5 separate regions of the Mus musculus genome follow, and all the other regions are linked to region 5. A link is a loop called in an ENCODE intact Hi-C map of the cell type or tissue named here. Cell type or tissue: heart. All regions are shown on one strand. Links, peaks and the distances in the headings refer to the core of each region. The heading gives the core; the rest is flanking DNA.

Region 1 (6,229 bases), core at 386-5,385, 230 kb after region 5:
GATGGGCAGGCAGTGCTTTGCCAAGTAGAGATAAGGGACGGATAGCGGCTGTAAGGGGCCTGTGTGACCTGTGTGACTGCACCGCCTCCTGGTATCTGCAGCATCGCACTCCCCTCCTTGGCTGGCAGTGTACTGTCGAGGGCAGAGTTCAGATGGCCTGAGTCAGAGCTCATTTCCCCACGTGTAAGATGGTTTGAACTGTAAGATCTAGCCTTTGCATGCACTGCTGTGACATTTACCCTCAGCAAGCTTATCTCCACTCTGTCGTGACTGGATGCTGTCACTGCCTAGCTGTGCTTTATGATGGTCTCTCCTAGGCCTGGGAAGGGTGCCTGGCCAGCAGTGTGACTGTGTTCTGACTGCCCTCCTGGAAATTACCAAAGATAATTGACTTTGTCCTTAAGAGTATGTTCCCTGCCATAGTGTTTGCATGTTGAGGAAGAGGATCCACAACGGAATAAGATTCAATTCTTATCTTAAAGGACAGTAGCTTGTTCAGGGTCATCTTAGGTGAGAGCGTTGTAATTGTTATGAAGCTCTGTCTTTATCCCTGAGGAGCAGTAGGTGGACGTAAGCTCAAAATCTGCAGGAGCCTGGAAGATGAGGAGCCAGGGCTGGATCTCACTGTCTGATCAGTGTGGACCATTTGCATTATACTTAAATAGCACCACTTACTTACCATTCATTGTCAGTCAGTCTTGTTCTGAAATCACAGATTCTGCCTGACAATATGGTAGGACAAAAGTATAATTTTAAACCTTGCAAGCAACACTCCAGAAATATCTGCCAAGACTTGTGTGTGTGTGTGTGTGTGTGTGTGTGAGAGAGAGAGAGAGAGAGAGAGAGAGAATGAATGAGTATAGCTTCCTCATAAACCTCTTGTGGCGGAACTGATTGATGTCAAGGTGTTGGGTCAGTCTGTCCTGTGAGAGGGTCTCCATTCCTATTGAGATGGCGGAGGAGAGACACCTTTCCCTGGCACTTCCTAGGTGTAGCCAGCCAGATAAGGATGCCTTTTAGTCATTTAGGTCTGAGTCACCCAGCTTGGTTTGTTTTTAGTTTAGTATCTCAGGGTGTATCGCATCAGTTGTGTGGTCAGGACATCAGCACGAGTGTCTGGATAGGCTCTGTCTGTGTGTCTGCGCTGTTGAGCCTTCTGGATTTTAAATTCTATGCGGTGTCTACATGTTGGTTCCTGTGGGCTCTCCTGCCTCTGTCTAGGTTGGCTTATATCTTGGTAGTCTTGAGGCACTGTTCTCCCTCAAGGAGCGTTCTCATGTCTGCTGATGTGGACGCCACTGATGACTCCTAATGCATGGCACACATGGCTTCCAAGGCTGGGCCCTGGCTTCCTTTACCTTTGCGGTGAGGACACAAGGAGTCCTGGTCTCCTCCCGCCAGCCTTGCAGTGCTGTTCCCTTGTGACCCACATTCCTGCAGCAAGCTGCTTCTGAACGCTGGCAGATACGACACTGCAGGGCTTTGCTCTTCACACTCTTGTGTGTAGAGCGTGGCTGTGGACACGTGCGCTTGCCCAGTTGCCCAGAGGTGACACTGTGGAGAGTGTAGTACAGGCCAGGGTAGAAGAGTTCACCTGGGTGTTTGTCCTCTTCTGCCTCACAGTCTGTCACCTACTGAAGGACGCAGTGGGGTCCTCTGGGAAGGAATGCTCCTCACAGCAAATTAGCATACATTAGGGTTTCCTTCCTTCCTCCCTCCCTCCCTCCCTCCCTCCCTCCCTCCCTCCCTCCCTCCCTCCCTCCCTTCTTTCTTCTGAGTCTCTGTGGAGCATTAGCTGCCAACACTGTATAAGTGCTGTGTTTTAGATTTGGGGTGGAAGGGACCCTTGTTGCTGAGGAGTGTGCCAGTACCTACTCAAAATCACCTTTATTTTGCGTCACAGCGTCCTGAGAGGAGGAGGTACTGTGTTAAAAGTGCTTTTGTTCTAGATGGTCTGATGTTTCTGGAAGTCCTGTTTGTTTGGAGTTGGAGGCCTCACCTTGCTGATGGACACTGCTTGTGGACAACTCCCCCACCCCTGTGCTTAAAGCAGAGGCTTCTCTGACCAGTTCTGCTGCCTGGAGCTAGTTGTCATTCTCCACAGCAGCTCCACTTGGGCCTGTCCGGTCTCATTTGAGGAACCGGGTCAGAGGCTTGTTGACCCTCCCCACAAGACACCTGGAACTCCATGTGATGGGTCCCAGCCCCAGTTAGGCCAGTGTTTGTGTGCCTGCAGGATGAAGACTAATCTGGGAACTGTAGTGAGGAAAAGTCTTACAGCTGCAGTAAGCCTGGGTTAGAGATGGAGGAGGTCAGAAAATTGTGTCCTGATAGGACAGTTCTGGGGTGGATCCGTTCTTAGCAACTGTGCCAGGTAGGTAGGCTTCTGTGTGTCCTCCTGTTGTTTTGATTGAGACAGTGTTACAGTTTGCTCAGAAGATCTGGGGCCGCATGTGAGCAGGCACCTTCATGCCAGCCCACAGGATCACCTTAATGGTGACAACTTATCAGGTAGACACTGGGCAGTTGATGCCACATTTTTCCTGTTTCATGCTCTTGTACACGAGCTAAGCCTGACACTGCATTTGGATACCATTACTAACCATAAAATAAGGAGTATGCCCAGGCAGAGCACTTGAGAGGTCTGGAAGAAGTTATGGCAGGAGGTGGCAGCTAGGTCAGATTGACTAGTCTAGAAGACTAGATAGACTATAGTCTTTGAAGATCTGGAAATGTGGTTAGTTTTGGCCTTGGATCCAGGGTCACAGGCTTCTACTAAACCTGGATAGATGGACCGTCATGGCAGGAGATGGGCAGGCAGATGTGCACTTCTGGTCTACATGGTGACGGTGGCCTACACCTTCCATGCACTGTGAAAGCCAGCCTCCCTGCAAGCCTGCGCTGTTAGCCCAGTGTGCATCCAGGCTGTGTGTTCTGTCCTGGACACCTCATGGCTCTGGGCGCAGTTTCTGTGTGTTACTGGCTGGTTTATGAAAGCTGTTTCAGGGAAGGTCCCGGGCCTCTCTCCTGGTTCCTTTGGCACAAATGCTCTCTGAACTAAAGGACTTTTGCTTTTTGTTGTTTAGATTGCTGTTTAGTGAAGTAGTCCTTTCTGCTCCTTGGAAAAGCAGTCCTGTCTGAATGCTCTTAGGCTTAGAGTATGCCTTCTGTTTTGTCTCTTCTTATTGTTGGGTTTCCTGAGGAGGAAGGTAGTGGTAGGCTCACTGAGTTCTGACGTCATGCTGAAGCCCATTGGCAGGCAGATGCAGCCAGTCAGGTCCTCCGTGGTATCTGGGTAGGAGAGCTATATAATCCTGGAATAACAGGAAGCTTCCCATATTTCACATCCTGTTGTTCTGGGGTTTGTGACTTGCTGCCTTGCCATAATGAAGGTTAGTGGACATTTGTGTGTGTGTTTCTTGGGGATTATGCCGTAGCTTGAGTCTTCCAGGCACAGGGTTAGAACTGAGAGCTGAAGGATAGACCATCGCTGCAGCAGTTTATAACTCAGGGGGCTTCACGTTTGCATGAGAAAACAGGCCTAGGCAGGACAGTCATTTTATTCTTTAAAAAGATATAACTTAACTCATATGGGACTCTTAAAAATCTGAACAGGGAGGGAGGTAAGCTTAGACAGAGTTCTCATTTGGACTGGCTTTCTGTTGGGCACAGGTGTTACAGCCCAGGAATCAAGACTGTAGTCATAAAGGTTCTGAGGGCTCAGCCTGGAGGCTCAGAGGGCTTCCTGACATATTACCGTTTGTGCTTTGGTTTGGTTCTTGGGAGCTTTCAGCAACATCCTTTTTAGAACAGTTTTGACCCTCAGCCTCTTTTTTGAGCTACATCTGACTCTCTGGATGAGTGCCCCACAGATCCACGGAGTCCTGGTCAGGTATGCATTAACTAGGCAGTGTGAAATGTGTGGTCTGGTCTGCTTCTTTGGGCTTTACGCTCTAGAGTGGAATGCACACATCAACACTGGCCACAAAGTTTTCCTTGTGATCAGTGTACTTGGGGGATTTCTGGAGCTCAGGAAGGCTCAGGCCTGCTCCTCTCCTTCAGGAAGGAAGATGAGTAAGGCTCAGCAGGAAGGGGAAGGGGGTAGGGTGTGGGAGGCAGGAAGGGGGCGGAGGAGGGAGTTCCTGGCACTGAGAAAGACTGCAGATGGAGGCGAGGAGGGCGAGGTACAGTGCCAGCCCATAGGTGTTCATCCCAGGCAGAGAACCAAGATGGTTCCAGTTTGCTTCAAGAGAGAAACAATACGGGATATATTTTGGCATCCAGGCTTTTCTTTCTATAATTTGTACCAGTGAGGTTTTTCTAGGATACAGTGTTGGAGGATTTGGTTATCAGAATGTCAGTGTTTTAGCATATCTGCAAGCATGCACATGCACACACACACACACACACACACACACACACACACACGCTCTCGAGCCTCCAAACAAAAGCCAGACGTGGTTAACCAGGTCATCTTTTGTATGTTCTCTCTCCTAGATTTAGGTTGGTGGTACATCCACATAACACACAAATGCACACACACTGGTACACATACACGTATGCTCACACACATTTGGTTTTCAGATGTCTTATAATCAGGCTAGCTCATGCATCTTCTCTTCCTGCCTTAAGCTTGTGGTGTGACTAACTCCGGGTCAGAGTGGGCTGCCTATAGCCTAGGTTCTTCAGAACTCTGCTCAGAGGCCCTACCCTGTCTCTCCTCTGGGATCCGCTTTATCTCCCACCCGTTGGCTGTCATCCTCTGTGCTTCCCTGTGTCTGCATGTCCTTGTGTGCAGTGGGGTGAATTTAGTTTACCTCCCTTCCATGCTGGAAGAGAGCATCCTTGGCATGTCCATGGGCTTTTATGGTCTAAGGAGAGAGGATTACAAGCTACCATGAGCCTTTCCTGGGTACCATTAACTGTTGGCTCCTGGCCCACATCCTGGCTTTCGCCTCACCTGGGTACTAAAGGGAGCCGAGTTAGGTTTGGTGCTCTTCCAAGGGCTTGATGCCCCATAAGGAGATCCTCACAAGGGACTTCCAATGGACTCCTTTCCCAGGGAGCCACTTGGAGGCTGTGCTGTCTCTTGGGTTTTTCAGACAATGCTGCTGACCATGTGAAACCACATATTGTCGGGAGTTTTGTTTATTCTGTGCTAGCATAAAACTCAGTACTAATTTTCTTGCTTTATTTTCTTCTTTCAGACTTTTGATGCAAATGATTTGTATCAGGGGCAGAACTTTAACAAGGTCCTCAGCTCCTTGGTGACACTAAATAAAGTGACAGCAGGTAAGACTCTTTAGGTGTCCTCCCATTGAGGATGTGAAGGCTCATGGCTTTGGTTTTCTGTCCTCAAGGTAAAATGAGCCTTTGTTCATTTGTTCATTTGGCATTTCACCTTCCGCTGATGGTGGTCTGTGAGTGCTGGGGCAGCACTTCCTGGTGCAGGGAGCCTTCACTCCTCAGCTGCCCTTTCCCTGAGCCCTGCATCTCCTGCCTCCTGACTTTACAGCAGGAGTGGGGGCTGTTGGTTCAGAACACTGGGCTGTGCCACTGCTGGGGTGTGGCTGTGTCTTCACTGGTACACGGTTAAGATTCAGAGCATGTGGTACTTTCACACTCCTTACCACTCACAATGTTGGTGTCTTAGTCAGGGTTTCTATTCCTGCACAAACATCATGACCAAGAAGCAAGTTGGGGAGGAAAGGGTTTATTCAGCTTACACTTCCATACTGCTGTTCATCACCAAGGAAGTCAGGACTGGAACTCAAGCAGGTCAGGAAGCAGGAGCTGATGCAGAGGCCATGGGGGGATGTGACTTACTGGCTTGCTTCCCCTGGCTTGCTCAGCCTGCTCTCTTATAGAACCCAGGACTACCAGCCCAGAGATGGTCCCACCCACAATGAGCCCTCCCTCCCCTTGACCACCAATTGAGTAAATGCCTTTCAGCTGGATCTCATGGAGGCATTTCCTCACCTGAAGCTTCTTTCTCTGTGATGACTCCAGCTGTGTCAAGTTGACACACAAAACCAGCCAGTACAGTTGGTTTCCAAGTCCCTTGTTTAGTGTGGCCTTGAGTCCCACAATGATTTTTGGTCAGCGGTGGGCTGTGCTGTGGTGCATGCCTGGGTAGCCTCTGCCAGCTACTTCTGTGTGTGCTGTCTTCAGACATGACTGGCTTATATGACATGTGGCTGTTCATCCCTGCCTCCACGGTGTGGCTTGT
Region 2 (6,229 bases), core at 608-5,607, 51 kb after region 5:
GAATATGAAAAAATATTCAGGCTCTATACACAGTCCGATGAAAAGGACTCAACAGCCCACTCGCAGGGCCACCCCAGTCAGTCCCCATCGTTCTCAGAACTGACCACACAGAGGAAAAAGTTGCTGCCCTTGCTATGTGAGCCATTCCTCCCTCTCCTCGGACCTTTGGCTGTCATGTGTGACAGTATATACATTTATTGTTAGGTTTTGTTGTCCCAGATGCTTAGACAAACAGCATCGCATGCTATGCATCTTCTTCCTGTCTTTTTGCTCAAGGTACATCCTGTCTACTGACAGAGACTCGTTCTAGTCTTCACCAACACCGACTAGTGACCTGAGCAGAATATAACACTACAGCACTGTGCCGCCAACTCTACAGAGAGGCACGGCGGTGGCTTCTCACAGTCATCAGCCCTCCAGTGTGAACATTTTTCCACGAGCCTGCCACGTGGAAAGGCGTGGACCACGACTTCCCAAGTGTATAAAAGGAGGAGGAGCTTCAGGGATGTAGGAGGAGCCTGTGCCTGGAGGAACCTGATCTGTCACAGTGGCTATGGCAGTGCCACCCTCCCTGGAATGGAAGAAGAGTAAGGGTCTTTATTTCCTGTGATGGTTTGTATATGCTCCACCCAGGGAGTGACACTAGTACAAGGTGTCGCCCTGTTGAAGTAGCTATGTCACTGTGGGTGTGGGCTTTAAGATCCTAGCTGCCTGGAAGCCAGTATTCTGCTAGCAGACTTCAGATGAAGATGTAGAACTCTTAGCTCCTCCTGCACCATGCCCACCTGGATGCTGCCATGCTCCTGCCTCGATGATAAAATGGACTGAACCGCTGAACCTGTAAGCCAGCCCCAGTTAAATGTTGTCCTTATAAGAGTTGCTTTGGTCATGGTGTCTCTTCACAGAAGTAAAACCCTGACTAAGACATTCCCATAGTATATTCCAACTTTTGGGCTCCACTTGGCTCTCAGGTATAAAATCTTGATGTTCTGTGATTATTAACCCAGTTGAGAACATTGTAACTTGGGAGACACATCTGTCCACCTCTTCTGTCACCTGCCTGACAGTGATTGTTGGCCACTTTCAGCTTAATTTGTTGATTTTCATGAATTATTCACACTTTCTAAACAATCTTTTTTGGGCTAATGAGTCTCTCCCTACTGACTTGCTGGCCTGTCAATCTCTTGATAATGTCATTTGATTGAGTAGCCATTTGTTCATTTATTCGTTTGAGACAGGGTTTCTCTGTGTAGCCCTGGCTGTCCTGGAACTTTCTCTGTAGACCAGGCTGGCCTCAAACCCACAGACTTCTGCCTGCCTCTGCCTCCCCAGTATAGGGAATAAAGGCATACATTACCACCATTGGGCTAGTAGCCATTCTTAATTCTAGTATACTAGAAATATTTTAGTTTTTCCATGATATGTGACTGTCTTCAGACCCACCCAATGGGAAGCTGTAGAAATAGTCTCTACATCACCTGTATGGGTTTATAGTGCATTTCATTTACCTCTTTAACCTAAATGGAATTGATTTTTGAGATCTGTGAAGTAAGGAGCCAAGGTTCTGTTTGGTTGTTTTGAGACAGGGTCTCACTTAGCATCCTTGGATGACCTGGAACCCACTATGTATGTTGGGTTGGCATCAGACTCATAGAGATCCATCAGCCTGTCTCAAGCCTCATGACTGTGCAGATTAAAGACACATGCCAGCACCATGCCCAGCTAGCTACTTTTTCTTGCTATGACAAATGTCTCTTGGAAATACTGTGGGGAGCAAGGGTTGATCCCTTTGCTGTGGTAGGAAAGGCATGGCAGAACTCATGGCCACCGGAGGATATGCCAAGGCTGTTCACACTGTTGGACCAGGGCACTGAGGATGAAGCAAGAGTGGAGCCAATCTACAACCCTGACAGGCCAGCCCAAGTGACCCGCCTTCACCAGTCAGTCCTCACAATACCCTGAAACAGCACCCCTACATGGAGACCAGGCATTCAAACATACCAGCTGTGGTTGAATGATGGTCCACACTCAAACCACAAGATCAACGGCCACTTTCTCCTGTCAGTGTTCCCAGGCCTCCTTGCCACTTACTGGCATGCATCCTTATGTGGCTGATTCAACAGAAGCCAGCTGCTCCAGCATAAAGCAGGGCTGTTCTGGCCTCCAGTTTGCCCCATACTGACGAGTAGCTACACCCTCAAGCCCAGGTATCCTGCTCCCACCTTAACCTTGAGAGTACAGGTTCCCCACCTATGTTCTTCCTTAGATCTCGCCTGCAAGTGACCCTTTTATCTTCCCCATATAATGTGACGGTCACCAGTTAGCTTTAGTAAGTAAAATCTCACTTTGGGTCTAAGAAAGTTTTTTGTTTCCTTTCTTAAAAACTCTTTATTTGTACATATGTGTGAACCTGGGTGAGTTTTTTGTGTACCGTGTGCATGTAGCAGCCCATGGAGGCCAGAAAAGAGAATCCCCTGGATTGGTGATCATGGGTGTTTGTGAGTCACCGTGTGGGTGTTGGGAAGAGAACTGCTGAGCCCTCTCTCCAGCCACCTAGTGCTGTCTTTAATAACCTTTTCTTACTCCAAAAGATTAAGGCCCAAATAGAAAAGGAGAAAATACAAGAAGCAGGGAACCTGCAGATGGAGTGTGGCCACGTGTGAATGTCTTCCTATCTGCTCTCACGCATGCACGCGCACACACACACACACACGCACACGCACACACACACACACACACACACACACACACACACCTTTGCTGTGGTGCAGATTCAGTGTGGTGAGGTAGGGGCCACCTTCACACTGCGCACCCTCTAGAGTCAGGATGCCTAGCTGTGCCTCTGACAGGCCTAAGTCCAGCCCTGCAGCATAGACATCTGCAGGGTGGCTGCCCCTGCAGGGACAGTGGTAGGGACTCGCCCTGCCCTGGGGCCACGTGAGCTTGAATGTGGGTATGTCAGTTCACTGCAGAGATTTGGGAGACAGATTCTGTTCCCAAAGAAACAAAAAAGTCAGAGCTAATTGCTTCTGTCTTATTTTCCTAGTTAAGCATGCAAAAGAGAAATCCGATAAAAGGCTATGTCTAAATAAGTTGAAAATAGCTCTTTCGACAAGTGTAAACTGAGCATGCTAGGTGTTGGGAACACAGTGTTTTCTTGTTTAATTGGAAACCATCCTTTTCTCCCCTAGCTGAATGTCAAAGGGATTCTCTGTGGATTGTCTGCAGATGTTTCAGCCTGTCGGTCCAATGCAACCTTGTAAGACAGTGGCAGACCAAGTGGTGGTCATCTGAGAGTCACCTGCTTCAGAGAAGGTGAACGAATGGAGGACCTCAAAACCCCTCACGTCCCACCCACTGGGGACGGCTGTGATGCTTTAGCTTGGCATAAGGTAGATAATGAATCCCTCTAACTTCCGGATTGAAGGCCCATACAAGAGGCTCAAACACCACTAGTATTAGTCTGCTGAAAATACATCCTAGAAATGATTCCACCAGTGGCCTTTTGGACTGTGATGGTGGTGATGCTGCCCCCTACTGGTAGAGGAAAACACAGTCGGAGCCCTGATCTAAGACTTCCAGGTTCGAGAGGGTTAGGACCCACAGCGGGCTGGGTGCAGAGGCTGCCTGCTAATACCTGAGCCCCGAGGGGAAGACTGCACAGCCCGGTGACCCTAAAGTGACAGTGTTGGTACTTTTAGCTAGTTCCAGACAGGACTTGCTGTTTCCCTCCTACTCACCACTTCAACTCTTAATCTTTCACATTTAATTTATTTGTGTTTGTGTATGTGGGCACACCTCAGTGCCCATGCGGATCGGAGGACAGCTTGTGGGAGGTAGTTTTCTCCTACCACGTGGGGCCTGGGGGTGAAGCTCAGTTTGCCAGCAAGCACCGTTACCTCCCCAGCCATTCTGCTAGCCCACATAGTAAATCTGCACGCTTACTGGATACTCGAGGTTGTAATGATCTGAGCTGTATTAATTTGTTCTGCTGTATGCTCAGCCCCTCCTCACCGGGTTGCTTTGATTCCTGTGTACCATGGACACTTGTTAAAAGTCATTCCATTTCATATGCATAGTACTTAGGAATACATTCGCTGTGCCAATGTGAATTATGTTTCTTTCTGATTTGTTTTTTATTCTGGGCTACTTTTTTTTAAATCTGTAATTTCCCATATTAGATATTTTATTATCAGCTCACATTAATTACACATGCCATGGGCTTTGTGTGACATTTTTATACTTGTATATAAGGCTCTGGTTATATTTTCTCATTACCTACGCTGTCCCCTCATGCTGATTCCCTTCCATTTACCCTCCAAGTCTGCCTCTGTCTGACCATCTGTTCCCCCTTTGGAGTTGAAATGCTCAAAAATCAGCAGCAACATTTTTTGTTAGTCTGAGCCACGGAGCGCTTGAAAGTGTAGCTGTCTTCGTTAGGGTTTCACTGCTGTGAACAGACACCATGAACAAGACAATCGTTTTTCTCTTTATAGCCCTGGCTGTCCTGGAACTCACTCTGTAGACCAGGCTGGCCTCCAACTCAGAAATCCGCCTGCCTCTGCCTCCCAGGTGCTGGGATTAAAGGCTTGTGCCACCACGCCCAGCCATAAGACAACTCTTTTTTTTTTTTTTTAAAGATTTATTTATTTATTATATGTAAGTACACTGTAGCTGTCTTCAGACACTCCAGAAGAGGGCGTCAAAACTTGTTACAGATGGTTGTGAGCCACCACGTGGTTGCTGGGATTTGAACTCCGAACCTTCGGAAGAGCAGTCGGGTGCTCTTACCCACTGAGCCATCTCACCAGCCCAAGACAACTCTTATAAGGACAAGATTTAATTGGGGCTGGCTTATAGGTTCAGAGGTTCAGCCCATTATCATCAAGGTGGGAACATGGCAGCATGCAGGCAGGCATGGTGCAGGAGGAGCTGAGAGTTCTATATCTTCATCTGAAGGCTGCTAGCAGAATACTGACTTCCAGGCAGCTAGGGTAAGGGTGTTAAGCCCACACCCACAGTGACATACCTACTCCAATAGGGCCACATCTATTCCAACAGAGCCACACCTTCTAATAGTGCCACTCCCTGGACCAAGTATATACAAACCATCACAGTAGCATAATTCCATTTACAGGGCTTTCCAATTTTCTAGTTTAGAAAATTACTACACATCTAAAATTTGCCTCAGCCATCCCAAAATACTCCACAAACATGATGCTCCCATCTTTACAGCACCTGGGGACCATCTTCAGTGCATCACAGGCTGCTCAAAAGCCAGCCCTGGCTCATGTGCCTTTGGGTACATTAGATATTGCTGAGTGTTTGGGTAGGATCATGGCTGCCTCCACTACTGTCACAGAAAATGGTTATACGGGTGGCTCAAGGGGGTAAAGGTGCCTGCCACTGAGCCTGAAAACCCAAATTCCACCTCCAAGAAGGTAGGAGAACCAGCTTAAGTTGTCCTCTTCCCTTCCCACAGGACCTGTGGCCTACGTATGCACGTGCACATTCACACACATATAAATAATGCAGAGAAGCAATGAGAGGAGGAGGGGGAGGAGGGAAGAGGTGAGGGAGGAGCACGGGGAGAGGGGAGGGCAGGAAGGGGGAGGAGTAGCAGACAGAGACTTGTACAGGAAACCAGGAACTTGAGTCGTTCAAATATTTTCTTCCCAGGTAGTTTTTGTGATGAGCCATCATGTTACACACGACCATGTAACTGAGTCCTTCAGGTGTGCTTCCCGGCAGCACGGTGACACCACACTGTTCTCCCACACTGCTGGACTTGCCTCCTGTGTCCAGCAGGCTCCTTGACTCAGAACCACCTACTGTGCTGTGGCACTTCCTCAGTGTGACAGTTTGTCATATAGCCTTGGGGGTTGGGGTGGGGAACAGCTCAGGGGTCCCAAGAGGCCAGGCTTTCTCTCTTCAGACCTCCTGGGTTTAGAGGAGTCCAGGAACCCTCCTGAGAGGACTAAGAAACCAATGAGCACACCTGACCTCACCTGTCACCCAGTACACTTGGACAGGCAGTGGCCTAACTTCAGCATGGGGCAGAATGGGCCAGGCAGAAGCATGGTGTCTGCTCATGTCAGCTCTGTCTTTTCTCCTTGCAAGGAAGCCTTTCTTCCTCTCAGAGGGGATCTTACTGAAGCTACGGGAGAGGCTGAAGAGCTGGGTCTGTGTCCACCTCTTTCTTCATGAGAGAATGAGGGTCATCTCTGTA
Region 3 (6,229 bases), core at 806-5,805, 52 kb before region 5:
TAAAGGACAGTATATCATAACAAATTATGAGAAATTTGTATCCTATAAGTGTTATCGTGTGCATACAGACATTTTAGCCTCAGCCGGTTCCAGAGCTGTCTCCATATACAGAGACGTAAACTTCACCACATATACTTCACCTATTTTGTTGATTGTGTTAGTTTCCCTTTTCTTCTCTGTCGCCAAGGTCTTCAGGAGGTTTCCCTTTGTCATGTCTGATTTTTATCAACTTGGAAGGAACCCACAGATTTTCTTTTCCTGTGGAGACATAGGCATAACCTCTCCTCAAGCATAACACGTTTCCCATTTTCCACTGCTGTAATAGATCTCTTTGCCATAAGCTAATGGCTGTATCAGCCACACATGGCCTCAATTTTCCTACCTGACCTTCTGGTCCTATACACTTAAGCCATCTGGTACTTTGCTTTTTTGGGTTAAGGTCCCAAGTCTTTGAAATTGGATGTCTATTTCTTTTTTTTTTTTTTTTTTTTTTTTTTTTTGGTTTTTCGAGACAGGGTTTCTCTATAGCCCTGGCTGTCCTGGAACTCACTTTGTAGACCAGGCTGGCTTCGAACTCAGAAATCCACCTGCCTCTGCCTCCTGAGTGCTGGGATTAAAGGCATGCGCCACCACACCCGGCTCAGATGTCTATTTCTTGAAGTGGACAACTTACAGGCCAAGATTTTGGAGAGATACTGGTGACATCTGCTCCAGTGTCAACCATTCCTTCAATCTCAATATTGTTTACTAGCATTATTAGTTTTGGCCTTTGATACTCTATAGTTTGCCAAAATATTCATTTTTGGCTCCCTTTGAGGCTTTTTGAATTGTCTATAGAACTTGTCTCAGCCTTGTCTAGTCTCAGAACTTTCTGTTCTCCTGTGAGGGGCTGCAAACATACAATGAGTCAGCACTCAGGTGATTTCCTATAAACCTTCTACCCACCTTAATTTATAAATGAAGGCTAGAGCCAGTGATTGGGCGGAGAAAGAGGGGAAGGTGGAGCTGAAGGTTTTGGGAGAGAAAGAGGGGGCGGAGACGATGGAGGAGGAGGAAGAAGAAGAAGAAGGAAAGTGGAGCAGAAGCGCCTGGTCTGGAGAAACTGCAAATTCTAAGGGGTCTCTTCTATGGGGAAGATGGTAGTGTAGTGGTAGATCTGCCCAGTCTAGGCACATAGCATGTATTCATACTAATTGAGTTGTGTTTTCATTGCCCAGGCTTTTGTGGATTGGAGATTTATCGCAACAAGGACACATATGGAGGAGAGCAAACAGAGCAAGACTCAGCTGGCAAGTAACATGGGACCTAAGGCTGAGATGTAGGTTAGACAAGCTCAGAATCTGCCCCACAGAGCACTGAGAGCCTATTGATAAAAAACCAGTTTTCTGTGTCTTTTATTCAGGAGCATCTCTAAGGGCTAGAACAGGCAGAAACACCCTATAAAATTACTGTAACAGTAACACATTTTATCAATAGTGTCACAACAACCCTATAAAATTACTGCAATAGTAACACGGTGTAACAATAGTGTCACAACGTCAAAGGGTCGAATATTCTTTAACGTTAGGTCTAAAGGAAATTCCAGTTCTCCAAACTCCAAAAGGGCAGTTCAAACATCCAGATAAGTTCAACCTGGACTGCAGAATTCCTGGGTGTTAGATAAAAGCTAGCATTCCTCAGGAATTTGTAAAGCTGCTTCCCCTAGGCTTCTGGGCAGAAAGGACAGATACATAAATAGCTACCTGTGGTGTTTCTGAGCATTTCAAAGCTCATGCTGCCCTCCAGGCTCCCTCAGTATCACAAGTTATCTGCTACACGTTTCAAAGTCCATGCTAACCTTCTCACCTCACCGCCTCCCATGCCCACCCCACCCGTTTATTCTCCTTACTGTTCTTGCTGTGTGTTCTCTCTGCTTCTCTCTATATATCCTTCATCTCCTGCTGTTCTCCCCTCTCTGATAGCCCTGGCCATGTCCAGTCTAGTTCTTTCTCTCTCTGCTCTGAACTCTCACAGATGCCTCTGTCTGGTCTCTGTCTCTGTCTCTGTCTCAATCTACAATAAAAACCCTTTGGTTAGCCATACCACAGAGAGGTCAAGACGCCAGTTTATACACTTAGGCCATCGGTTTGTGTCACTTTGTAGAAAACAACCCAGGCGGCTACTGTCCTCAGCCAGGCTTCATACAGGGTACAAGTGGAAGTATCAAAGACAGGTCAAAAGCAGTATCAAAGGCACAAGAGGCATGGGTATGAAAGAACTAAGTCAGGATGCTTTCCGGTTTGGGGGCGTAAGCTGTTGTAACCATGAGGTTGCCTATCTTACTATTGAGACAACAAAGACCTCGAGGAACCGAGGCCAGAAAATGGTTTGAGAGATGCTAAGCCTTAGACCTAGCTGTGGGACGCACCAGGGCCAAAGACATCATCTAGTTGGGCAGCACAGCTATGGACAGGCTGCCAAGGAAGCTGACCTCCAAGGGAATCGTGAACCATCAAGTTCACGAACAAAACGCTATAGAATAAAAAAGAAATAGGTCCCTAAACCGCCAAGGTTCTTCAGTGAGCCGGCTACCACAACGCTTAACCTGGGGCCAGGCCGGATTGGGTGCCTCGCTGGTCAAGCGGAGTAAGCGGAGGGTAATTGATGGACGCTGACCCTGGGGGTGGGATGAACCCGGAGTACGCTTCCGGCGGTGCAGGAAGCTGGGGCCGCCGGGCGGAGCCCAGAAGACCAATGGCGGTGGCCCGGCGTCCGCGCGGGGACACCTGGGAACCCGGAAGTGCGCTGGACCGCCATGGGAGTCCGCTGTGTGGCAATCCGCGCCTGCGGGGGAGGTAAGATCGATCCGGGCGTCCCGCGGATGGCCGTTCACGCCTGTGGGGCTGCGGCGGCCGTGGTGGCGCTGCTTTCCGCCGCGATCGCGCTCCAGTGGTCGCCGCTGTACGCAGGTACCGGCCGGGGTCGCTTCTGCCTGGCGCTTGCGCGTTCAGCGCCGGGAAGCCGGTGGGACCGGCCTGCGTGAGGACTAGGCTCCCCCCGCTCCCCCGAGTTATTGGGGGCCTATGCAGGAGATGCGGGCCGTTTCCTGAGCTGGATCGCGTCCACACACTGGCTCGACTTGCCACACCTATAGAAAGGCTTTTGAATAACCCTTTATTTAGAGACTGTTTTTCTCTTGGTAATTGCCTTTCTTTGTGCGCACTGAGGTTTCATTACTAGATTGACTTGCTAAATGTCTGGCAAAGACCTGGTAGAGTTCTGGGCTTTAGACCTTTCAACTGGCTGTGCTGGGCTGGAGAGATGGCTCAGCGGTTAAGAGCACTGAGGTCCTGAGTTCAATTTTCAGCAACCACAGGGTGGCCCACAACCATCAGTAATGGGGTCCGATGCACTCTTCTGGTGTGTGTCTGAGGACAGACAGCTACAGTGTACTTGTATAAATAAAAATAAATAAATCTAAAAAGAAAAGAAAACGGTGCTTAGAGTGAATCTCACTTAATATAAGGACTGCTGTCGCATGCTCCGGCTTAGACTTCACATTAACTTAAAGCCCTTGGGGCACAGAAGCCATGGTTGTCTTCCTCAGCCATGGTTTCTTTACGCCAACAAAATGCAGACAGGCTCGACCTGCTTTTCCAGACTCTGGATAGTCTTGGCGACAAAGTCAATAGTATTTACATTTTAAGTTCTCTCTTAATACTTCAGGGGATAAATCCACCAGGAGTGGCAGTAAGCCAACTAAAACGTGATCCAGTGTAAAGTGTCGGAAAATCTAGTCGATTCTCCTCCAGCCTTTTACTAACCGAGCTCTCTGTCTTGGTACAAAGTGCCTGACTCGTCAGGGTATCCCAACGGCATCCTATTGTGGAACAGATTCATCGTCAAGGACAGAGAGCAACATACTGTTGAGTGACAGCAAAGCAGGAAAATGCTTGTTAGTCTCAGGTGTTATCTTAGCATTCTCTCCCTGTGGGGTGCAGACTTTTGGTTTGCTGTCTGTTGCTATGTTAATCACCCTGACCAAAAGCAACCTGTGGGGAAAAGGTTTATTTCAACTTGTATTTCCAGGTCGCAGCCATCTTTAAGGGAAGTCAGGCAGGAACTGAAGCAGAGACCATGGTGTAGCTCTGTTTCTTCTGTCACCCAATGCCACCTGCTCAGGAGTGGCACTGCTTCCTGTCAGGTCCCACATCAATCAAAATCCAAGACAGCCCCCCACGGACATACCACAGGCTAACTGATCTGTGTTGTCCTCAGCTGAGACTCCCTCTTCCCAGGTGGCTCTTGGTTGTGTCAAGTTAACATAAATACTAACCATAACTAGGGGTGTGTTAACTTAGTGATATTAATTGGGAAGTTTGCCTGTTACAAGAATGTTAGGCCACGGACAAGTTAAAATAAGTAAATATTAAATATTAAACTCCCTAAAATACCCCTTGTCTTAGAACATTCCATCCTTCCACAACTGAAGTGTTCTTGAAGTGTAGGAGTGGTCTGTGGTAGATGCACCTGTTTCAAAGAACTGGGGTGGAGTCAGGTGAGGGCGGCAGTGCTGGTTGGTGGTTTGGACTTTATTTGGCATAACTTCATGACAGGTTTTTTGTTTTTTCTTTTAATTCCTCCCAAATGATTTTAGAGACCATGTGAGAGATTTTTGCTCTTTTGGTTAGTCAGGTGAATCATTGGTTAAAGAACAAGTTATTTGGCCCTCAGCTAGCAGCATTTTGGTAACATGGTGTAGTGGAACACATTGAATTCACATCTTGGTTAGCACTGAGTCAGAAAGTACAGCCAGGAGATAAAGATTGGAGACAGGTCCGAAGGACGCAGCTGCAGTTATTCCCAGAGCAGTCCCCTCCCTGCATACAAGTGGGGAGATTCCACTTGGGGGAGGGGGTTTTCCTGTTCCTAGATCTAATGTGTTTTAGGGGCTGGCACATCCTAGTTTAAGCTGTACTTTTCTAAGCATGCTCAGTTTTAGGGTATCCAAGAAGGAAGGATGCGACACGTTTCTGGGCTCCTTAGTGAAAAGTGAGGGGGTCCAAGCTCAGAGGCTGAAGATGATAGAAGCAAACCCTTCTTGCTGTGCTCATTTTGGGGTCAGAATGGAAACATGGCGAACATAAATATTTCTAGGCATGCTTAATGAATCATTATTTTGGTTGTCCAAGTCATAATGACTTTGTGACCCCGGCTGTCTCTGCAAGTTTCTCCTGATTTTAGCTGAAACAGAAGGAACAACTCTAAAGGTCCAAAGATGGAGGAGTTTGCCCCAAAGGTGCCAGCTTTGCCTAGCAGCTCTGGAACCTGTTTCCTCATCTGTACGTGGGTGGAGTTAGCTGTTAATGAGCAGTATGATCTTAAGCATTCAGCCAGACACATCTGTTTTTCACCCACAAAGACTGAGACAGCATGCTTTTGCCCAGAGTGATAGGAGGAGCTTGCAGGAGAGGAGTTTATAACAGGTGTGGACAGGTCTCAGATGGGTGAGCAGATGCTGAGGGCCGGGGGCCGGGGGAGGTGGAGGGCAGGAGTTTGCTCAGATGCCACTGTTCCTGGGACAGCCACAGACTGTCTTCCACTGCAGATCCAGGGAGATCCAGGAGAGGGCTTGTGCTGTCAGGGCCTCTGGTGAAGACAGGCCAGGCTGGGAATGTAGGTGGCTTGTAAGGTGCTGGGGGGTGGGGGGGATGAGCAGCTCAGTCTGGGTGGGAGGGAGCAGCTAGGACAGAAGGTAGCTAGCCATGACAGGCTCCTGGGACTGAGGCCGGAAGCTTCCTTGACAGGCCTGGTGGGGCCTTTCTCTGCCAGAGGTTCCCTCATGTTTTCGCATTGTGTGGGCTTTGGAGTTGATAAAAAGTGGTTGAGGTGGTGGTTACAATGCCGTCCTTACACTTGGGGCTGTGCATGTGCTTGGCGAGGTCAGGGAGATACTCCAGTCCGTAATGCACGCGCCACATAAGCATGAAGACTTGGATCCTATCTCCAACCCCTATGGAAAGTCAGGCATTGGTGTGATTGCTGTGAGCTCGCAATCCCAGTGCTGGGAGGGGCCACGGGATCCATGGGACTCAGTGCCAGCCAGTCAAGCATAAACAACAAGACCTAGGTCCTGAGAAGAGACCCTGGCTCAAAAAGTAAGGTGGACCTGAGTGATGGCTCAGTCTGTAAAATAACTGCTGATAGGTGTGTGCTGCTGGAAACACAGACGGGAGGGTCCTGGTACTTG
Region 4 (6,229 bases), core at 693-5,692, 1.6 Mb after region 5:
TCAAAAATAATCCAAATTGTGTGCTGGGTGTGGCGGCCCATGCCTTTAATCCCAGCACCTGGGAGACGGAGACAGGTGGATCTGTATTTCTATATGCTCAAGGAGAGCTGGATCTACAGAGTGCGCTCCAGGACAACCAGGACTATGTAGAGAGACTCTATCTCAAATACACACATACATACATACATACATATGTACACACACATACATATCCATAATGGTTTTTAAAGAAAGAGTATAAGGGGAATTATGTTTTAAATTTTACTTTTTTTATTTGTTTCAGCTGGGTGTTGGTGGCACATGCTATTAATCCAGCAACTGGGAAGCAGAGGCAGGCAGATCTCTAAATTCAAGGCCAGCCTAATCTACTGAGTGAGTTCCAGGAGAGCCAGGGTTACACAAAGAGAGTCTGTCTTTAAAAGCAAACAAACAAAAATTGACTAAGTTATTTTATTTTAGGATCTGCCATGTGGGTGCTGGGAACTGAACCCAGGTCCTCAGCAAGATCAGCAAGTATCCTTAACCTCTGAGCTATCTCTACAGCCCAGAAATTATTCTTTAACATAAAAAGCAAACAGCAGATACAAATAGAAAGAGGGCCAGGATGTGACTCAATGAATGATAGAGCACTTGCCTAGATGCATAAGACCCTAGCTTCAGTCCCCAGATCCACATAAAAAGAAAATCAATATAGAAAGGAAAACAGAAAAATCATATCCTGGACAACGAAGACGATACCTGGTCTGGGAAAGGGCTCTCAGTGAGGGTAACCCACCTCTACAAAAGGGACTGGAGGACAGGAAGCTCACAGTCCCACATTATCTAGAACAAGAATACATGCAATGTGTAACTCTGGATTGCACTCTGGATTCAAAAAACAAATCCTAAGAAACAATTTGCACACCTAAGCGATCCATCCCATATACAATCACCAAACCCAGACACTTTTGTGGATGCCAACAAATGCTTACTGAAAGAAGACTGTTATAGCTGTCTCCAGAGAGGCCCCACCAGTGCCTGACAAATACAGAGGTGGATCCTCGAAGCTTACCATTGGACTGAGCACAGGATCTCCAACGAAGAAGCTAGAGAAAGGACCTAAGGAGCTGAAGGGGTCTGCAGCCCCATAGGAGGAACAACAATATGAACTAACCAGCAACCCCAGAGCTCCCAGGGACTAAACCACCAAAGAAAACACATGGTGGGACTCATGGCTCCAGCTGCATATGTAGCAGAGGATGGCCTAGTCAGTTATCAATGGGAGGAGAGGCCCTTGGTCCTGTGAAGGCTCTATGGCCCAGTGTAGGGGAAGGCCAGGGCCAGGAAGCCAGTGTGGGTGGGTTGGTGAGCAGGGGGAGAGGGAAAGGGGATGGGAATTTTCAGAAGGGAAACCAGGAAAGAGGACAACATTTGGAATGTAAATAAAGCAAATATCTACTGAAAAACAAAAAAACAAAAAATGTGCAAAACATTGGAAAATTAAAAGTTACATGCATCAGTGTCAAAGTTCTCAGGCTACTAAATGCATTGTGGTTACAGTGAATGTCCTTGTTCTTAGGGCTACGATGTCTGTGATGTTCTTTGGCTGTGGGTTCTGAATTAGAGGTAATTTATTACTGTTAACCTTAGGAAATGGAGTAAAGTTTCCTTCTAGTTTGACCTTGAAGAAAAGTGGACCTCACTCCTTGCTGTAAGGAGTAGACTCCTCAAGCTCCACGTTTCTCTCTTTGAAACATATGCAGGCTCCCCTTGCAGGCCATCAAAACATCACTATGGACTTGGGATAACCCGGAAGCAGCACAAGCATGCTGATGCCATGCCATTCCCTGTGACAGGAAAGAAAGACCTTTATTCCTGGCTCAAGCAGTCACAAGAGTAACAGGCTACTCTTAACCTTATTAACACCGGTAAGGATGGCAAAATTCAACCAACCTGACCCCAACAGCTTCTGGGAAATCAGCACAGGAATCATGGGGAAAGAGAGACAAGCAATTTGTTAACAGGTAGCCACTGGCCAAGGCTATTGCCAGTGTGTTGAAATAAAGACTGGTCTTTTGGCCAACAATGAGATCACTAAGGTTCAAGCGTGATCTCCAGAATTAGCATCTTGCTAAGTGTTAAACATGTGCACTGTAGAGCCAGTCTCTGATGCTTCTGAGCTGGGAAGACTTGGGTTAGCCGCCTACGGAGCTCTTCAAGGAGGGCCTTGTGATGGAATCAAAGAGAATACATATGCACACGCAGCACCGACAATAGTGCCGCTACTTAAGAAGCACACAAGTACTGCTTCTAGTACTGTAGTACCCAAAACTGAGCTGTTTGGGACAGGAAAAGGGGGCTTTGGTAATAGAGCTAAGCGCAAATCCAAGGTTCATAAGCAGCCATGAGCAGCAAGTGTAGTCAGTTAAAACGTTCATCAGTCTTCCCTATCTGGCTGCCCCTTGCACCAGGTGTGTTGCCTAGTGGGATTCACATCTTCAACACCCTAGAAGACGCAATCACGGCCCTCCACCCGGATGCAACAGTGTTTGCCTGTGCCACTCCCAGGCTTTAAGTAAAGCCTTGATGGGCACCGCTGCCAAGAGACACAACGTGCTTCGTGCGGACAGCAGCGCTGACTACACAGACAACCGTTTCTACAAGTGGCCCCGATCTTGCTACCTCCACCTCGGATCCTCCTCCTCCTGGTCCACCGGGCAGCACCTGCAACTTCCGAACAAGGCAGGCTGCCCACCGCGTGCAGCACACCCTCCTCGCCTCGAGGCCAGCCGCAGGACCCCCGGCACCGTCCGACCCGGCCCCAGGACTCACCCCTCGTGGCCCGTAGGCCAGGATACCAAGCGAAACCCACCTGCTGTAGGTACTGGTTAATGGTGATGTGCGCCATAGCGGCGGCCGCGGGTGTTGAGTGCCTCACTTCCGGCGCAGGTCCGTTTCCGCTCCTTGTCCCCACACGGTAACCTCTGCACGTTGGTTCCGGAGCGGGTGAAGGTGGAGCGAGCCGAGCCGAGCCGAGCCGAGCCGGTGGTGAGAGCACTTCTTTGGGGGCAGCTGTCAGCGCGGTCGCCGGGACGCCTCGGGTGCGGCGGGGGCGCGCGCGAGGGCGGAGGACTGACGTGGAGGAGTTCCCAACCGACTTGGGAACGTGTCCCTGGTCACGTCGGTGTGCTAGCGACCCGATTCCTCGCACCCCTCTCCCATGAGGGTGACCCGATCCCCAACCCTCCGTGTGCAGAGGCGCTCCTGACTCTCCCGGAACCAAAGTCCAGAGCCCACTGGGAAGGCGTCCCGCGCACTCCTAGGATGTGTTCCTGAGTCCTCCCACATCTCACACTGGGGCACCCCAGATAAATGGGTGCAGAGCATCCCGTCCCCAACCCCTCGGCGCGCTAGCGCACGGAGCAGCATCCCTGAGCATCCTAGGTGTAAGGTGATCCAGGAGGCAAGGTTGCCGGGTGCTTTTATCCACTCAAGTCCTCGCCGGGGTGTCCTCGTCACGGCCCTCGACGTGACGTGGGGCGGCGAGCTCCGGAGCCCTCGGTGCAGGTGTCACGGCGCCCTCTCGCGAGCATTCGTTGTAGAACGCCTGCGAGTCCCCGAGCCCTCCTTGGGCGGAGTTCGCGCATAGGAGGAGGAGCCGGATCGTTCCGGTGCGCGCCGCGGCGGTTGGGCCTCGGGCGCGCGGACCCGGCCGCGAGCAGAAAGAGGAGGAGCCGAGCGCTCACGGGCGGAGCCCGACAGCAGCAGGAGGAGGAGCCGGGCGCGCACGGAGCGGGCGCAGGGCAGGAGGAGGAGCCGGGCGGCGCGGGGCGGGGCGGCGTCCGGCCCAGCCATGGCGGACGAGGGCCCTCGGAAGGGCAGCGTCTCGGCTCTCATGGGCCGCACCAACGGCCTCACCAAGCCCGCGGCGTTGGCCGGTGGCCCCGCCAAGCCGGGGGGCACGGGAGGCTCCAGGAAGCTGGTCATCAAGAACTTCCGAGGTGGGTGCGCTCCGGTGAGGAGCGAACGGGGCGGCCGGCGGGTCGCGCGCTCGGACAGGGCCTCCTGGGGCTGCCCGGCAGGCCCTGTCCCCGCGCCCCGGCCCGCCTGGTTCCCGCACTGTCCCGTCTCGGCGCCGCAACCCGACTTGTCCCTGCACCTCACGCTCCGCCACGTCCCCGCGCCCCAGCTGGCCCCGATCCCGCACCTCCTGGCTAGCCCGGCCGGGCCCTGCCTCGGTGCCCCGGCCTGTGCTGTCCCCGCGCGGCCGTTGACCCTCTCTCCCCCACAGACAGGCCGCGGCTGCCTGACAACTACACTCAGGACACGTGGCGGAAGCTTCACGAAGCGGTCAAGGCCATCCAGAGCAGCACATCCATCAGGTACAACCTGGAGGAGCTGTACCAGGTGAGCGGCGGCGAGGGCCTGCGAGCACCTGGCTGGGTTCCTCCTCCAGCAGCCACCGGGGCCAACGCTAGGGAGGCCCGCCCGTCCGCCCGCCCGCCCGGGGAGAAGCTGCGGCCCGAGCCTTCCCTAGCGGAAGCCGCGAAACCCTGGGTCAGCAGGTGTTTCTATGGATCGCCGCCCTGGATTAGTGCTGTGTGTTGAGGCTTAGACCAGGCTGCTTAGGAGGTGTACGTTTTCCCAGCGCCAGAAGAAAGGAGGTGTTTGGAGCTAAGAGGCACAGAGCCCCCAGCAGTCTTCAGTGTTATCAGAGTGCCAGTGTGTTATACATGGAACTCAGTACGGCCCCACTTGCTAGTAGGGTCCCTGGGTTGTGACACACACACCCCCTCCCCAACACACACACACTGTTTTGTAGTTTAATTATTGCAAATAAGGTTGCAGACAGATTCTGGTAGGGTTTTTGTTTTGTTTTGTTTTGTTTTTTTTTGAGACAGGGTTTCTCTGTGTTGCTCTGGCTGTCCTGGAACTCACTCTGTAGACCAGGCTGGCCTTGAACTCAGAACTCCACCTGCCTCTGCCTCCCGAGTGCTGGGATTAAAGGTGTGCGCCACCACGCCCGGCGATTCTGGTAGTTTTAACTTAAAGACAAGTTGTGTCTGCAACAGGGGGGGAAAATCATCCGAAGTACATTTTGCTGTTTCAAGCACACTTTTCTGTCATGGTTTTATACAATAACTGCTAAATATTCTGTGTTTTAGTTTGTGATAGAACAAATAATTACTTATATGTTACTTAAAAGTTACCTAAGAGGCTTGTTTTATCCTGGTTACAAACTGAGTGTATTGTAAGTTACAGAAAGCACAAGAAGAAAAGTAAGCAGTGGTACCCGAAGGAACCTGTGGCAGGCCCATCACTCCCAACCCCAAACTCCCAAATCCAAAACTTGTAGTGCACTCATGAAAAAAAGACCCACACCTGACTTCCTCTGCTGGGCCTCAGACAGAACACAGTATATGCTAAAACTGTTGAATAAAATGACCATCGAGCTAGGGCCAGCCAGATGACCCAGTAGGTAAAGCGCTGGCAGAGCCAGCTTGACAACTTGTGTTCGAACCTCAGAACCCTCAAAAAGGTGGAAGGAGAAAACTGACTGGAGACGCATCCCCAGACCTCCAGCCTCTTGACGTGACACAAGCACCCACACATACACTTGGTGTACACACACAATGATAAAACAAGGGATATGGGGTACGAGTCAGCTTTGTGTCTGTTTACACTTGATTCTCAGTACCCAGATACATCATTGTGTATGTGCAAGTATTAATCCGGAAGAAAAACATCTGAAATCCACAACACTAGTAGCCCCAAGCATTCTGGGTAAGGGACCACTGGCCGATGGTGACGGATTGGTGTATATGTGTCTGTTCTTTGTCTTAAGTTTGTGAGTTGATTGTGTATTGAAGGAGAGGATTTTATTTAAGGTTTTGTTTTTGTTTTGTTTAGACAGGGCTCACTGTGTAGCCTTGGCTATTCTAGAACTCACTGTGAACAGTCTGACTTACAGAGATCTTCCTGCCTCTGTCTCTTGGTGCTGGAATTAACATTATGCACTACTACACCCGCCTAAAGATTTGCTTTTATTTTTATTATTTTAAGTATGTGCCTATGTGTAGGTGTGCATATGAATACAGTGTTGGGGGCATGTGACATGTGCTCCAGTAGGTTTATTTTGTTTATTTTATTTTTTTATGAGAAGAGAGAGTCGGTTGGTTTTATTTTTTACGAGATTCACTGTGGGGCTGGAGAGATGGCTCAGCAGTTAAGAATGCTCTTACAGAGGTCC
Region 5 (6,229 bases), core at 829-5,828:
GACATGCTCTCTGCAGCAGGCCTCAAGTAGAGGCCATGCATGCACACCATAAGAAGGCCCTGCCTGCACAGAGCTGAAGTCAGAAGCCTGGGGCTATGGGCCCACTCCAAGGCCCACACCATCCGTGGCTCTGGGTTCCCAAGACTGTGATGGTGAGGGACACATATGCACCTCCTGGTGGTCAAGAGACAAGACTGCAGCACTCCCTAGGCGAGGCTGATCTGAGCTACAGAGGCCAACCTGGGCGACAGGATAAGAGCTTGTGTCTAACAGCAAAACAAGAGAAATGTGGAAATGAGGCATCGGAACACAGGGGTGTCCAAGGCCAGAGTCAGGGCCCAGGGGGTCTTGGTAGAGCTGGAGTGAGGCACTCATCACAGGGAGGGACGGGGACAAGGGTCAGAGGACAGTGGACACCCCTGGAGGGGGTGCTTCTCCGCTCTCCACTGACTTAACTTCCCTCGGTGGGACCTGCCACCATCTCGGTCTGGTTTTTTTTTTTTTTTTTGGAGAAGAGTCTTCGGGACACATAAAGGGTCACAAGTACTAGGAATACATGAAAGTAGCCTCGGCAGGGAACGGCCGCTCAGCCACCGGCTTGCCGGTCAATGTGAGGGAGGCTGCTTACCTCGTTAGCTCTCTTGATTATTTTGTCATCCACGTCGGTAATGCTCATCGCCATGACCACATTGCATCCAAACACTCTGGTCAGGATCCTCCGGATAATGTCAAATCTAACATAGGAGCTGAAAGAAAAACACTGCCAGGCTGTCTTCAACACACAGAATCAACGGCGTTAATTTACTTATTCTATTTTCTGGCTTCTCGACACAGAGTTTCTCTGTATCTGTGCAGCCCTGGCTGTCCTGGAACTCACTCTGTAGACGAAGCTGGCCTCGAACTCAGAGATCCACCTGCCTCTGCCTCCCAAGTGCTGAGATTAAAGGTGTGCGCCACCACTACCTGACCAGTATTTTATTTTTAACCTAGTTTTTTTGTTGTTGTTTTTTGGTTTTCCATACAGGGTTTCCCTGTATAGCCCTGGCTGTCCTGGAACCAGGCTGGCCTCAAACTCAGAGAGACCTGTCTGCCTCTGCCTCTCAACTACTGGGATTAAAGGTGTGCGCCACCATTGCCCAGCTGTTAAAAATTATGTTATTTTTGATTATCTTGTTTTATTTCATGTGCATGTATTTTGCCTGTGTGTATGTATGTGCACCATGTGTGCATCTGACGGTTGTGAGCCATCATGTGGGTGATGGGAGGAACTTAGTTCATCTATAAACAAGTACTCTGAGCATTACATCATCTCTCCAGGACACAATGTTTACTACTGCTACTATAGTGTCTGTGGTATGAATGCTCTGTGTGTGTGTGTGTGTGTGTGTGTGTGTGTGTGTGTGTGTGTATGTGTGCCTCTCACACACACAGGAGAGGCAGATGTGCAGAATGTATGTTGAGGTCAGAGGACAGTTTTCGGGGCTTGGTTCTCTCCTTTCACCAAGTGAATCTTGGGGATCAACCTCAGGTCATCAGGTTCTTACAAGAGGTGCCTTTACCCAGGGAGCCATCTTGTGGGCCCCATCAGCTTTATTCTTGAAAAGAAATGGGTTACAGTATAACACGCTACTATGTAACTTCCAAACAGTGTTCTACAGTTGATGCTTGGTTCATAGGGAACTAAGCCAAGTACTTTCTTACAAACTGGGTCCCACCTGGAGGCCCAGAAGGGCCTTGTGAGACGCAACAAAAGCAATCACATCAGTTTGGGACACTGTATTGCCTTTTTTAAGATTAAAGCTGTTGGATGAGTTTGCATGTATTTAAGTGTGTAAAAAATCCTGATACAAAACTCAATGTCAAGACTGTTTTGTTCTTGTTGCTTTAGGTCAGGGTTTCTCTGTGTAGTCCTAGCTGTCCTGGAGCTTGCTCTGTAGACCAGGCTGGCCTTGAGCTCACAGAGATCTACCTGCCTTTGCCTCCAGAGCTCTGGCATTAAAGGTGTGCGCCACCACTGCCAAGCAACAAGAGCTTTTTACCACTCTTGTTCTCTCGGATTGTCCCCACTACCCCAGTGCTGGAGGCAGAGACAGGTGGACCCTGGGGACGAGCTTCCCGGCCAGCGTGGCCTGTTTGTGGACTTCCAAGGCAGTGAGAGATTCTGTCTCAAAACAGACAGAAGGTAGCACTTGAGGATGACATCTGAGGATGTCCTCTGGCCTCCACACTTGCGTTTCATTTAGGTCTAAAAATACCCAATTAAGGATGCTGGCGAGATGGCTCAGTGGTTAAAAGCACTGACTGCTCTTCCTAAGGTCCTGAGTTCAAATCCCAGCAACCACATGGTAGCTCACAACCATCCGTAATGAAATCTGATGCCCTCTTCTGGAGTATCTGAGGACAGCTACAGTGTACTTACATATAATAAATAAATAAATCTTTTTAAAAATACCCAATTAAAACTGTGCAAGAGTCAGGCAGTAGGCGTATACCTTTTATCTCAGCATTCCAACAAAGACAGGGACATCTCTGAGTTTGAGACCAGCCTGGTCTATAAAGTGAGTTTCAGGACAGCCAAGACTACACAGAGAAACTCAGTCTCAAAAACAACAAACAAACAAAAAAGTGCAAGACAACAACTAAAATATCAAGAGATGGGAAATGTCAACAAATACTGCTCCAATGCTCCCTGGAGTCTAGCAAGACAGTATTCGGTCAGTGGGTCAGTGGTGGAGCACTTAGAACACTTGGGGGCGCTGTGCTAAGCGGCACTTCATAGACATTTCCAGAAACTGCCATGAAGATGTCATGTTGTCATTTCTGTCTTCACTCAAAATAAGAACCATGATTCCAGCAAGAATGTGATCCGTCCAAGACCAGGCAATGATCCCCCACTGTTGGATTCGGGTCTCTGGACCAACCTTAGAAACATCTAATTCGCAAACGGGTCACTCTCTATTCCTTCACAGTAACTCCAATGGGTATGCAACTCCAAACAGCTATGAAGACCAAAGAGACCAACATTCCGGTGTCTCACAATTCCCAGAATGCAATCATCACTCAGTTCACTTAACAGATTATAAAACAAGCTAACAGTTTACTCTTTGCACAATAAATAACCCTCTGACTTTGTCAAAGGTTCAAATCTAGGAAACTCACCAAGCATGGCCAAGATGTGCATGGTCGTACACAGTCGGTCCACAGCTATACCTGGGAACATATTAAGATCCACCATGTGAGATATGTAAAAGGAGCCCTAAGTCTTCCTTAACAACCTTCACTGAACACGCGCGGTGTTTAAGTGACGCTCGGGAGACCACGTCAGGCTTTCAGAATTGACTTGCCCCTGCGCACCTTCCCGCCCCGCCTCGCTCCGCCCTGCCTCTCCCGGCGCACGCACCAGGAGACTGCGTCCGAGCGGGCCACTATCAGCGGCTCCTTCCTGCCAGTGAGGCTGTTATGCACCTGCACGCCGGTGTCCTGGCCTTGCGGCCGTTGCCATGACCGCCCGCGCCGCCCGAGACCCAGCGCGGCCCGGAGCAGCAGAGCGCCGGGCCCAGGCCCGCGCGCCCGCAGCATATTGGGGACAGATCCAGCGAACAGGCGGAAGGCAAGATCCTGCAGGCCAGGCCCAGCCGGGCGAACCAGAAGCCACGCCCGTTCCTCATGGGGCTCCGCCCACTCCCGGAAGAGGCTACACTCTGCCTGAAGTCTGGCAATATTTAGGCATTTGGGCACGGTGGCAGCGGAAGAGAGGCGGGAACTTCGAACCCTTCCCCATTTTAGCGCAGATCTCCTCGCCTTTCCTTATGGGTAACTTGGGCTCGGTGTACATCATTGTGTCTGCTGCTGGGACCCGGTGTGCCCCGCAATATGTACCCAATCTCAGCACACCACTCCAACACACTATACACCATCCCGCGGTCATCATGTCCTCATTTAAACACCTCAATATGTGCGCCTTAACACACCCTGTACCCCATCATACGTACAGCATATCTGCAAGTATGTACCTTGCCACAATCAGTACGTGTAGATCAATACTACATACCAAACTGCTGTCTGCAACCCTGTACATGCAGTATTTGTGTACTTCTTACTGTTCTATGGGCTTAGAATGAAAGAACCACACCAGGAAATGATCCTTTCCTCAAGAACCTGTAACTGGAAATGCCTGTTGGAGAAACGACTGCCCTTCCAGAGGACCCGGGTTTGAGTCCTAGCATCCACACGGCTACTCAAAAGTTTGTAATTCTTGTTCCAAGAGGGGCCAAGGCTTCTTCTGGACTCATCAGACACTACATGCATGTGGTCCGCAGACAGACATCCAGGCAAAAATACCGTTACACATAAGAATAAATCATTTAAAACTTTTTAGAGTCAAAATAGTGGCATCCATCGATAATCAAAGATTTTGGGAGAGAGATACAGGAGCAGCAATGAGTTCAAGACCTGCCTCAGCTGCAAGAGACCCTGCCTTAAAAACAAATGAAAACGAGAGCAGAAGTCTATCGTTCATCTCTTGAGGACTGTTTGGAGTTACATTCAAATTACCCCCACAAATGCACCCCTACTGGTGGCTTACAAAAGTAAAGAGTCCTTTGCTTGTCCAGTCAAGTCTGTCTGATACTAAGCATGCTCAGGTCTTTCAGTATTTTTGGTCTTCCCCACCCTTTTTTTTTTTTTTTTTTTTTTGGTTTTTGGAGACAGGGTTTCTCTGTGTAGCCCTGGCTGTCCTGGAACTCACTTTGTAGACCAGGCTGGCCTCGAACTCAGAAATCCACCTGCCTCTGCCTCCCGAGTGCTGGGATTAAAGGCATGCGCCACCACGCCCGGCCTCCCCCCTTTCTTTGATGCTCTCTTGAAAGGCAAATGATTAGGCAGACATGTTGTTCCCTACTTTTTTCCTGAAAGTTCTGTCCTCTAACTGCTTGCCCGAAGCTAGACTTCCAGGTAATACAGACTGTGTTCTATGCACTATGGTAGTCAAATTCGTGGTCTCCAAATGTCCCAAGTTCTCCAGGAATATCATTCTTCCTCACAGTTACCTGCCATCGTGGCAGTTTGTCATTGTAAATGTGTGTGCACTTATTTGTCTCACTTCTATGGCAATGTGAACTTCTCTTTCTGTACCCTGCACCCCAGTTGCTGAGCAACGGTTTCACTCAGTAGCCCAGGCTGACTCTAGCCTACCTGGCTTTAAGCCCCTCCTGCCTCAGTCTCCCCCAGTTTGGGGACTACAAGTGTGAGCTTGTCCCTCTCCTTCAGTTCGGAACTGTAAATTGAACTCCTTGCTGTATCCCGCAAATTCAGCAAGGAGCTTGGCCTGAGAAAGTACCCCCAAAACTTCCTATGCAGGCAGTGAGATCCCTGATAGAGAAAGCGTTGCCTCTGATATGAGGTGTGCCTGTTTAAAACCCAGAACCCGCAGGCCAGAATGCCGAAGCCGGGGAAGAGCCGGGGCCGGCAGTTTAGAAAAACAGCTCTAGGAAGTCTGGGAGCCAAACCTTCCATGATTTTGAATGGCTGGCATGTTTGGCTTGGCCACAGGAGATCATGATTTCAAAACCAACAATGGTGTTTTCTGTCTGCTGCAAAGCCGACTCTCATGTGTTCCACCTCAACTGGCAAAAAGTCTGCTCCTTGTTAAGCCTTCGGAGAGTCCTTCAGACGTTTGTGGGATGTGTGTGATGGCTCCCACCTGTGATCCTAGAACCTGAAGGGAGGCTCAAGCTAAAACTCTTCAGGGGTTTGAGACCAGGCTGGGACTCCATGGGAGTTCTGGTCCAGCCTAAAGAATAGTATTAACCTATCTTTAAAAAAAAAAAAAAATTGTAGGGACTGAAGAGATGGCTCAGGAGTTAAGAGGACTGGCTGCCCTTCCATAGTATTCTGGTTTGATTCCCAGCATCCACAGCTCTCAACTGCCTGTAACTCCAGTTCCAGATCTGATGCTGCCTTCTGGCTTCTACAGACACTGCGTGCACACACTACACAGACACACATGCAGACAAAACACCCATACACAGATTATAAAATATCTTAATAAAAAAAAAAACAGAAAATGAGCTGGTGAGGTTGCTCAGTGAATAAGAGCACCGACTGCTCTTCCAAAGGTCCAGAGTTCAAATCCCAGCAACCACATGGTGGCTCACAACCATCTGTAATGAGATCTGATGCCCACTTCTGGAGTGTCTGAAGACAGCTACAGTGTACTTACATATAATAA

Evidence for each region. A loop is a pair of places that touch in the nucleus more often than their neighbours do. Peaks named below come from ENCODE experiments on the same cell type or tissue, not always from the same donor. Only the 100,000 strongest peaks of a DNase experiment are listed, where the experiment ranks them.
Region 1: it touches region 5 in a loop (2.0-fold over the local background); 2 of 42 quality-filtered maps call a loop at or near these places.
Region 2: a loop joins it to region 5, with 3 times the contacts of the local background. A loop is called at or near these places in 22 of 42 quality-filtered maps.
Region 3: it touches region 5 in a loop (2.8-fold over the local background); 10 of 42 quality-filtered maps call a loop at or near these places.
Region 4: a loop joins it to region 5, with 4 times the contacts of the local background. A loop is called at or near these places in 5 of 42 quality-filtered maps.

The regions. Positions count from the first base shown.
Region 1 is chr8:11,775,948-11,782,176 of GRCm38, forward strand. It overlaps Arhgef7 (Rho guanine nucleotide exchange factor (GEF7)), which reads left to right. Exons shown (of 22, transcript NM_001372321.1): 3 at 5,208-5,292. Among named protein-coding and RNA genes, the nearest start is that of Arhgef7, 51 kb to the left of the region's middle. In heart, for the core only: no CTCF peak of the experiment used is centred there; DNase peaks (open chromatin) are centred at 1,494, 3,254 and 4,064; H3K4me3 peaks cover 2,179 bases; H3K27ac peaks cover 3,701 bases.
Region 2 is chr8:11,598,647-11,604,875 of GRCm38, forward strand. No RefSeq gene overlaps it. Among named protein-coding and RNA genes, the nearest start is that of Mir7238, 34 kb to the right of the region's middle. In heart, for the core only: CTCF peaks have their summits at 3,542 (motif pointing left) and 3,742; a DNase peak (open chromatin) is centred at 3,545.
Region 3 is chr8:11,494,793-11,501,021 of GRCm38, forward strand. Naxd (NAD(P)HX dehydratase) reads left to right here and starts at 2,714. Exons shown (of 10, transcript NM_001190357.1): 1 at 2,714-2,834. The coding sequence starts at 2,795. In heart, for the core only: a CTCF peak has its summit at 2,770; a DNase peak (open chromatin) is centred at 2,689; H3K4me3 peaks cover 2,060 bases; H3K27ac peaks cover 1,373 bases.
Region 4 is chr8:13,101,924-13,108,152 of GRCm38, forward strand. Pcid2 (PCI domain containing 2) reads right to left here and starts at 3,420. Exons shown (of 14, transcript NM_178708.3): 1 at 2,852-3,420. The coding sequence starts at 2,887. It overlaps Cul4a (cullin 4A), which reads left to right and starts at 3,700. Exons shown (of 20, transcript NM_146207.3): 1 at 3,700-3,980; 2 at 4,271-4,386. The coding sequence starts at 3,833. In heart, for the core only: a CTCF peak has its summit at 3,551; DNase peaks (open chromatin) are centred at 2,948 and 3,738; H3K4me3 peaks cover 3,429 bases; H3K27ac peaks cover 2,660 bases.
Region 5 is chr8:11,547,099-11,553,327 of GRCm38, forward strand. Cars2 (cysteinyl-tRNA synthetase 2 (mitochondrial)(putative)) reads right to left here and starts at 3,673. Exons shown (of 15, transcript NM_001359137.1): 1 at 3,401-3,673; 2 at 3,160-3,210; 3 at 629-746. The coding sequence starts at 3,579. In heart, for the core only: a CTCF peak has its summit at 2,748 (motif pointing right); DNase peaks (open chromatin) are centred at 2,783 and 3,653; H3K4me3 peaks cover 1,612 bases; H3K27ac peaks cover 1,282 bases.